Linked DNA regions of Homo sapiens: regions 2 and 3 are each linked to region 1. A link is a contact called in ENCODE Hi-C or POLR2A ChIA-PET data. All regions are on one chromosome and are shown on one strand. Each heading gives the region's core, a stretch centred on a gene start or an enhancer-like site at or near the end of the contact. The rest is flanking DNA. Distances are from core to core; before and after follow the strand shown.

Evidence for each region. Hi-C counts contacts between places; a loop is a spot of excess contacts on that map. ChIA-PET counts read pairs that join two places held with the same protein, here RNA polymerase II (POLR2A). Pooled maps may share reads with other maps.
Region 2: a loop to region 1 is called in a map of naive thymus-derived CD4-positive, alpha-beta T cell, with 1.8 times the contacts of the local background. The contact joins two enhancer-like sites. A Hi-C loop is called at or near these places in 10 of 168 maps with a recorded cell type or tissue (Calu3, HepG2, K562 and 7 more) and 14 of 50 pooled maps. POLR2A ChIA-PET finds 5 or more read pairs at or near these places in 5 of 52 experiments (MCF 10A, activated CD4-positive, alpha-beta T cell, activated CD8-positive, alpha-beta T cell and 1 more).
Region 3: a pooled map shows a loop between it and region 1 (4-fold over the local background). The contact joins two enhancer-like sites. A Hi-C loop is called at or near these places in 1 of 168 maps with a recorded cell type or tissue (GM11168) and 4 of 50 pooled maps. POLR2A ChIA-PET finds 5 or more read pairs at or near these places in 3 of 52 experiments (Panc1, activated CD8-positive, alpha-beta T cell and activated naive CD4-positive, alpha-beta T cell).

The regions. Positions count from the first base shown.
Region 1 is chr6:11,804,529-11,807,095 of GRCh38, reverse strand. LOC107986567 (a long non-coding RNA gene) reads left to right here. Exons shown (of 3, transcript XR_001743970.2): 3 at 1-456. Among named protein-coding and RNA genes, the nearest start is that of ADTRP, 27 kb to the right of the region's middle. Within about 2 kb of position 1,300, at least 4 of the 41 ENCODE cell types and tissues checked have a DNase peak (open chromatin) inside an H3K27ac peak, as active enhancers do.
Region 2 is chr6:11,713,187-11,715,753 of GRCh38, reverse strand. It overlaps ADTRP (androgen dependent TFPI regulating protein), which reads left to right. Exons shown (of 6, transcript NM_032744.4): 6 at 1,242-2,231. The coding sequence ends at 1,276. Among named protein-coding and RNA genes, the nearest start is that of ADTRP, 64 kb to the left of the region's middle. RefSeq lists an enhancer at 1,229-1,378. Within about 2 kb of position 1,298, at least 4 of the 41 ENCODE cell types and tissues checked have a DNase peak (open chromatin) inside an H3K27ac peak, as active enhancers do.
Region 3 is chr6:11,731,021-11,733,587 of GRCh38, reverse strand. The region is part of intron 4 of ADTRP (androgen dependent TFPI regulating protein); the gene reads left to right. It overlaps LOC124901258 (a long non-coding RNA gene), which reads right to left. Exons shown (of 2, transcript XR_007059452.1): 2 at 2,341-2,567. Among named protein-coding and RNA genes, the nearest start is that of ADTRP, 46 kb to the left of the region's middle. RefSeq lists enhancers at 831-920, 1,201-1,500. Within about 2 kb of position 1,292, at least 17 of the 41 ENCODE cell types and tissues checked have a DNase peak (open chromatin) inside an H3K27ac peak, as active enhancers do.

The sequences.
Region 1 (2,567 bases), core at 51-2,550:
GCTGCCTGCTCACCTTTGACAGCCTTCCCAGCAGCCAACCAGCCCAGAGAGTCTCCAAACCAGAGCCACCATTCTTGCGAAGTGAGTTCCCACCCACCCGAGAGGGAGATCCTTAGCTCCTCATCATCGCCAGTCATGATGATGAGATACTCTGGAAGACATCCATTCTGTGGAAACCCCACAAGGTGAGGCCACGTCTAAATAGCTTACAGGTGAGTGTCCTTCCTCCCTGCCTGACCACTGGCTTGGATGGAGAGGCGGTTGCATGGCCAGGTGAGGGGGCCGCGGGGCTGTGCACTCCCACATCACATTTCTGATTTTCCAGACAGCATGTCTCAGCAGGGTGCTGATCTGGGCCTGGAAATCCCCGTCCAGAGTGTTGATCTCTGTCTTGAGCTCTTTGCATTTCCCTTGTTAGGAGATTAGGGCTGTCCGACAAGTTCGTCGGAGGTTATTGCAGGCGTCTGAGGTGCCAGTGTGGGAGGGTGAACAGTTGCCGAGAGGGTGAGGGGCTTTGAAGTGGGTGGGCAGGAAGGTGGATTTGTGAAGTTTCTCAGAACTGCAACTTGGTTTTCTGAAAATTTATCCTGTGCGCCAATAAATTGTTGCCAGATGTCTGCTCCAATACAGTTCTAGCGTGAGATCACATGAAGACATTTAATGCCATTAACTGCTTTGGTCAGAAATGAGGAAGGGGTGCTGGGGAGGCTTCCTGCCCACTAGGTAAATTGGGATCCAAGAGCAGAAAGCCTTTTTTTTCTTCCATTCCTAGTTTTCTATAGCTTAAACACATATAGGACATTTTATTTCATTTTGCTCTCAAACATTACCCAACTCACCGTGGCGATTTATTAACAAACTCCTAAGGTAGACAGTGATTCCTGGACCCTTAGGCCCTGACAATGACAAAAGGGGCTCACAACCTGCAGAAAGAAACTGCCGAACAGGCAGGTGCCAGCAAGTTGTGTTTTCCAAATCATTGGCAGGTGCTTCTCATCTCTTAACCCCTGCCAGTGGCTTGCCTGTGAACCACTCCTTCTCTAATGTAGCCTAAACTTTCCCAAGTTTCCAACCACTGAAGTCACTGGTAGATTCACCACCCAATATGGGGCTCCTGCTACTGCAGGCCACTGGTAAGATACAGATAGCATTGCAGACTCAGAGGCTGAGGGATCTCCCTCTGAAGACCTAGATAATGCAAATCCAATGAGACGCAGATGAGAGCAAGCCGGGCTTTGTCCTGCCCTGTGCTGCCTTGGTGCACACACCCACGCCTGGCTACGCCCGACTCACCTATCCAGATGAGCAGCGGCAGCCCCAGGCAGAGGTCATTTGCAATCTTCCACAGCTGTGGAACATTGAATGCCATGAAGTTTAGAAAACGCCCCTTTCTCTCTCTCACCTATTTTCCTTTAGAAGCCTAGGGGTCCAATTGTAATTGAGTTTTTTCTTTACAATCAGGGAGTTTTTTCTTTACAATCTTTACCCTGATACAGAATAAAACGAAGGGTTTTAGCACAGCCCAGCCTGCATGGTTTCCCAGCATCTCAGGTATTTACACATGTGGTGGTGCCTAGTCTTTTGGTGGCGTGATCCAGCAGGGAGTCATGGAGGAGGGGAGAGGACACCTCCCCCGCCCCCATATCCCCACACTATTGGCTGCTCCCCCTGCCACTCAGCAAAGCCTGACAACCCTCTGCTACCCTCGCCACAGCTCCTCTTCACTTGCCAGGGATGAAATCAGCCCACAGGCACCTAGTGTGAACCCAAACGTATCTGAGACAGATCTCAATCCGTTCAGAAAGTTTATTTTGCCAAGTTTAAGGATGCACCCTTGACACAGCCTCAGGAGGTCCTGACATGTTCCCAAGGTAGTCAGGGCACCCACGCCTGGTTTTATACATTTTGGGGAGACATGAAACATCAATCAATATGTGTAAGGTGTACATCGGTTTGGTCCGGAAGGGCGGGACAAGTTGAAGCAGGGGAGGGGGCTTCCAGGGCATAGGTAGCTAAAAGACAAATGGTTGCATTCTTTTGAGTCTCTGATTAGCCTTTCACTGAATACACAATTTACCTGTGAGAGGAGAAGAGAGGAATAATCACTATGCCTTAGTTTGGAAACAACAGGGCAAAGGAAGCCATCAGATATGCATTTGTCTCACTTGGGCAGAGGGATGACTTTGAGGTCCGTCTGTCCTTTGTCCACAAGGAATTTTCTTGTTAGCGAATCATGAAGCAGTTATCTCATTGTAGCTATCTTATTTAGGACGAAGTGGGAGGAAGGTCCCAGCTTGACTTCCCTTTGGCTTACTCATTGTGGGCTCCTGAGATTTATTTTCCTTTCACACTGACAAACACTGAAAACCATCCCAAGACACAAGAAAGGGGAAAATGAGTTTTCCTGGGGGTACATGGAAGCCCCAGAAGGAAGGAGACAGCAGGGCGAAGTGGCAGAGCGGTCCATGACAGTAGGTCAAGGCACTGAAAGTAAACCATCTATATCATGATTTTTTGGAATGTCCTAGCTGTTAGGTCTTCCTATTGAACCAAACTGACAAATCTCA
Region 2 (2,567 bases), core at 49-2,548, 91 kb after region 1:
GGAGGACTTCAGCCCAGGAGCTCAAGGCCGCAGTGAGCTGAGATTGTGCCACCGTATTCCAGCCTGGGCAAAGACCTTGTCTCAAAAAAAAAAAAAAAAAAAAAAGGGAAAAACAGAAGAGAAAGAAGTAGACACACCAATGAAAACAACGTGAAATCCATAAAGCTTGATAAACAATAAGCCTCGGCTGAAGTGACTGGGGTAGTCTAGATTGATGAGGAGCAGACGAAGAAGACAGAGTTTTGATCTTGAAAATTTTGCATGAGATGAATACAAGGATAGCCATGAGGACTGCATGATCAAGAGGTGGCCATCCTAGGAAATCAGTGTAATTAAGGGGCCACAAACAGGACTTCAAGTCACCAGTCATGATAGCCTCTAAGAAGTGGAGTTCCAGCAGAATGGAATGAGTATAAGATATCTAGTGTTTACTGTTAAGGATAGAATTGATGAAGGTGGCAGGGTTTGAAGGGTGAATCATGGAATTAGGAGCATGGATTTGCTGCAGGAATACCAAGCCAGAACTACCAGGGCTGTAAGTTCTGGAATGGAGGAGAAGTTTTTAAAGTAGCATTGACAGTATTTGGCAACAAGCACAAAGGATAATGAGCTAATGAAATTTCACAAATTGCAGAGCTTACACAAAGATTTATGATCATTAAATATGGAGTACCAACTTGTTGGCTGAATAGAAGTCATTCTACAAATCTAATGCTATAATTTCAGTAGAATAATGCCCCTCTAATGAGCTTACTCAAACCTAATCCATATGCCAGTACTTTTCCACCAGGCTGATGAATTCATTTGCTAAGAGGTCACAGAATGACCCCAATTAGTTGAACATCCACCCTTCTATTTCCTCTCTAATTTGATGTGGTCTCTTCATCTCCATCTGCAAAGTCTCAAAGTTTGCTGATGGATTGTGTGTAGCCTGCAGACACTCACTCAGAGTCACAGCAATATGCTTCCTCTTAGCTATGCAGAGTACCTGAAGGCAAACAGCATCGTGGGTGCCTGGCTAACTGTGAACCCAGCACTGAGGGAGGACGGCAGAGTTGTTCTCTGCCCCTGTCATCGTGGCAGCTGTTTTTTCATAACTCCTTAAACTGCATCTTGTCACCTTGGGAAAAGTGTGTTCAACTTTCCACTGCCCCAAGTCAGAGTGAATCTCTACCCACAACAAAAATACCCATTAGGGAAAGCCTGAAGCCTGAGGTCTGTCTCTGTTCTTGTTTGTACAGGTGACATGAGGCAGCCACGGAAGAAGAGGAAGTAATTGCACACCATTTTCCAAGAACCAAGAAAGAAGAAAACACAAGAGATTTTTCTCATCTTTTTTTTTTTTTTCTGGTGGAGGGAGGTGGTGGAGGAACATAGCAAAGTAGGAGGGACAGAGAGTGATACTTAAATTTAATAAGAGGTTCGTGAAGGTAGCTTAACTTGAGAACTCTTGGTTTTTTGAAAGGTTGACTGCACATGCCAAAAACAACTCCTGCTATCTCAGAATTAATTATCTTTGACCTTCGTGGAGGATGGTCTCTGGTTAAAATCTGGCCAAAGAAACTCACATAAACTTGGTGTTAGAGAACATCTAGAGAGAGAGAGAGGAACTTAGAGTCATTTAAACTCTTCAGTTTACAGAGAAGGATGCTGAGGACCTAGATGAGAAGTTACCTGCAAAAGGCAAAAGGGTTACTTAGTGTCAGAACCAAGGCAATGACTTCTCTCTCCCAGATCTCCTAGCTACTGGTCCTGGGCCATTTTTTTTTTTTTAAATAATCCCAACTTTCTTTAAAAGACAAGCATTTCAGTAAGCTAGTTATTTTCATGGGTTGCTCATCCATTTTTTTCAGTGATCTAAAAATGTAGGGAGATGGCTACTACTGAAGTTGTCTGTCTACTTGGGATAATAGCAAATTAATTGAAGACAATGGGAAAGTAAGTTATAAAAAATACTGGGAAATCTGTTTCTCTTCTGAGCAAGCATTCAGGGCAGGTATAAACATCAAACATAGTGACATTGTCAAAACCTCTTCCATTTGAACATTGATTAATTCATCAAATAAATGGTATAGTAATAAATTTTGCTTGCAGAAGAATCTGGATGGGAAGTGATAGAATTATAAGGGCTGTTGAGATTGCTTTGCTACAAAGCACTTTTCTGAATTAGTGTGTGGTTTAACAAAGCTGATTTCCAGATGCTTAACAAGGATTCATGATCCCTGCTGTGATTTTCCTAGTGTTATTTTCCTGGCCTTTATTTGTGGGCACATTTTTTAAAGAACACAAATGGCAAATGGCTATTGGTGGGTAGACATATTTGAGTCTACTAGTATGTCACTAGGCTCATATGGGTTGGGGTGTGGACACTGAAGGAAATTGGACTTGGACTTCCCAACCTAACATTATGTAGGAGAAATCTGGTAAAAATGAGCAAGAGTGGTCTTGAAGGGTTACAGAAGAGGACAGAATATCTCAGGTGGGAAGGCAGCCTAAGGGAAGACCAGGGCAGGCACCAAGAAACCTGCTTAATTCCCACTTCTTTTTCTACTGTTCTGTTAATATGG
Region 3 (2,567 bases), core at 43-2,542, 74 kb after region 1:
TAGGCATAAGCCCAGGATGCTATGGGCACACAGAGAGATGTGCAGGACTGGCTTCTTAAAGGGAAGCACTGTCTAAGCTGAGGCCCAAGGAATGAATAAGAATAGGTCAAAAGAGACATGGAAAAGACCTTCAGGCAGAAAAAACAGCATCTGCAAAGGGCTGGAGGAGCTGAGGGTATGGCTGAATTGGAGGACAGGGTAAAGCCAGGTCGTAAATCCACATTAGTGCGTTTGGACTTTTAAACCAAGTGCTTTTCTGTAGAAAAGTGTTATAATCAGAGGAATGAAATGATGTGGTTTATGTAAGAAAGCTGATTAGAAAGATGATTCTGGCTGAAGTGTGGACATTAGACTGAAGAGGAACAAGACAGGTAGACCAGTTGGTGGCATTGCTGGTAACTCAGGGGAGTTGATGTTAGCCAACTGATGATAACATCAGTCAATCCACAAATAAAATCAGAGAGTGTGAACAATGGGAGGTGACTTAGAGATGACTTAGCATTGGAAAACTAAATCTCCAGTAGGGTAGATGACATGCCCATGGTCATATGGCAGAGGTGGGGTAGAGATGCAAAGCTGGTACTTGAGCCAACTAAAACTGAGGTCTCCTCTCTCCAAATCCAGTTGTCTTTCCACTGTGTTTACATGGCCAGGTATTTGTTCAATTCCCAGTGTGTGCAAAACCATTCAGCTAAATGCTGGATGGATGGGCATGCACAAAGCTTGACCTAGCTCTGCACTTTGAAATCTTTCACGTGTTGTTCCCAGCTCTATGTGCTTGGATTAGACATTAAAGTACTGGTAATGAAGGGAGTGGAGGGAAGGGATGGAGACCTGTCACCAGCAGGAACGTGACTGGGTGAGCCCCAGTGCCCAGTGGGGAGCTGAGGTGGTTTGGGATTTCGTCCTTCATGAAAAATGCTAAGTTGGTATTTGGTCCACTAAGCCCCATTTTTGCTAGAACAAATCAAATATAGACACTTAAAGGAGGGTGTTTGATGTGATCCTGTTGATGGAAGCATCTCTATTTCTGCTCACGCCCTGGTTAGAGGAGCTCAGACTCTTTGGTGCCTGCCAACCCCACCCTTACGCAGTTTCCAGGGCCCCTGGCTCCTCACAGCCACAGATGGCCATGAAGTTCTACAAACTGCAGACACCCATGGAGACGTTTTAGGGAAGTGGCTATGGGCCCACTGTCAGATGTGCCAGTTTGGACAGTCAAATGGGGAAATGGCATAACACGAATGAGGTAAAGAGCATGGGCTCGGGCCAGAGGGAGCGTGAGAAACGAACATGAGTCAGGAAAACGGCACTGAAGCTGAGCTGGAGAAGCATTTCACCGCCGAAACCATGTTCAAATGACCTAAAAATAGTTCCTGAGACCGTGGGGACCGCCTTACATGTGGTGGTTGCTTTTAGTTATTTTTCAGATTGCAAAATTGAAGAGCTCTCCCCTAAGTGGGAAAATAAAGCTTTGCAAAATAGTAATGACTGCAAAGCTTTCATTTCCTTTGGAAAGCATTAGTCACCTTTAAATATGGTAGCTCACTTATTTCTCCCTTCTCTCCTACCCCAAAACACCTCACCTAGTTCTCCCTGAGGCAGTGGTGAGGAGCAAAAAAATAGAAATGTTCCTTCTGCTGGTTTTTATTCTTTCTTTTATTGAATAAATATTTTCCCTAACACATGGTTGGTCCTGCCCAGAAAAGCAATGTTATATCAGGCCAAGCTTCAGCCTGCAGGGGGTTTATCCTTAATAAGTGGAGATGACCCATGCATACAAATTATAAGTGCAGAAGATGGAAAGTGGTAAAACCTCATAAAAAAAACACAAGGAGCCACAGAAAAGGAAGAGTTTGCATCCAGCTGAGCGGTGTGGGAAGGGCACTGTGGAAGGCATGCATTGGATCTGAGCCCTGAAGGACCGGCAGGATTGGAGCTAGAAAAAATGAGAGAAGGTAAACAAAAGGAGCACAGTCCCAAGGCCAGGAGAGTGCAGAAAGCGTGAGAGCAAGGGTCAGTAATTCTCTTTGCTGGACCTGTTTGTGAAAGAGACTAATGAGAAATATCCCTGGAACTACCCACTCATGAAGGCTTGCAGATGGCAGACTAGAGGATGTTGGACATAGTATAGAAAATGGGAGCATTTGTTGTTGCTGTTGTTTGTTTGTTTGTTTGGAGTGGAAGCAAGGGTGAGCAGTATTTGTAACTTGGCCAGCAAATTATGCTTTAAAATGTCATTCTTGACAATAGTGCTTCAAATAAGTTGGAGTGACAAGAGATGGGAAACAAAATAAAATATAAACCAATATAAAAATAAAAACTAGCCAGCACATTATGTACTTTGATCACAATGTCTTAGTTTTTATGTATGGTTATTTCACAGTTCCAGTGATATCCCCAAGCACCCTTCTGCCTTGGAGGTCTTGGTCCAGTTTTCCAAGGAGTTCCAATAATCTGCTGAGTGCTCACACATGCCCCTGTCGTGCACTGCACAACCCATGCTGCACACTGTTCTGAGCATTGTTCTTACACACAGATAGCAAAACTGTAATCCCCACTGGGTC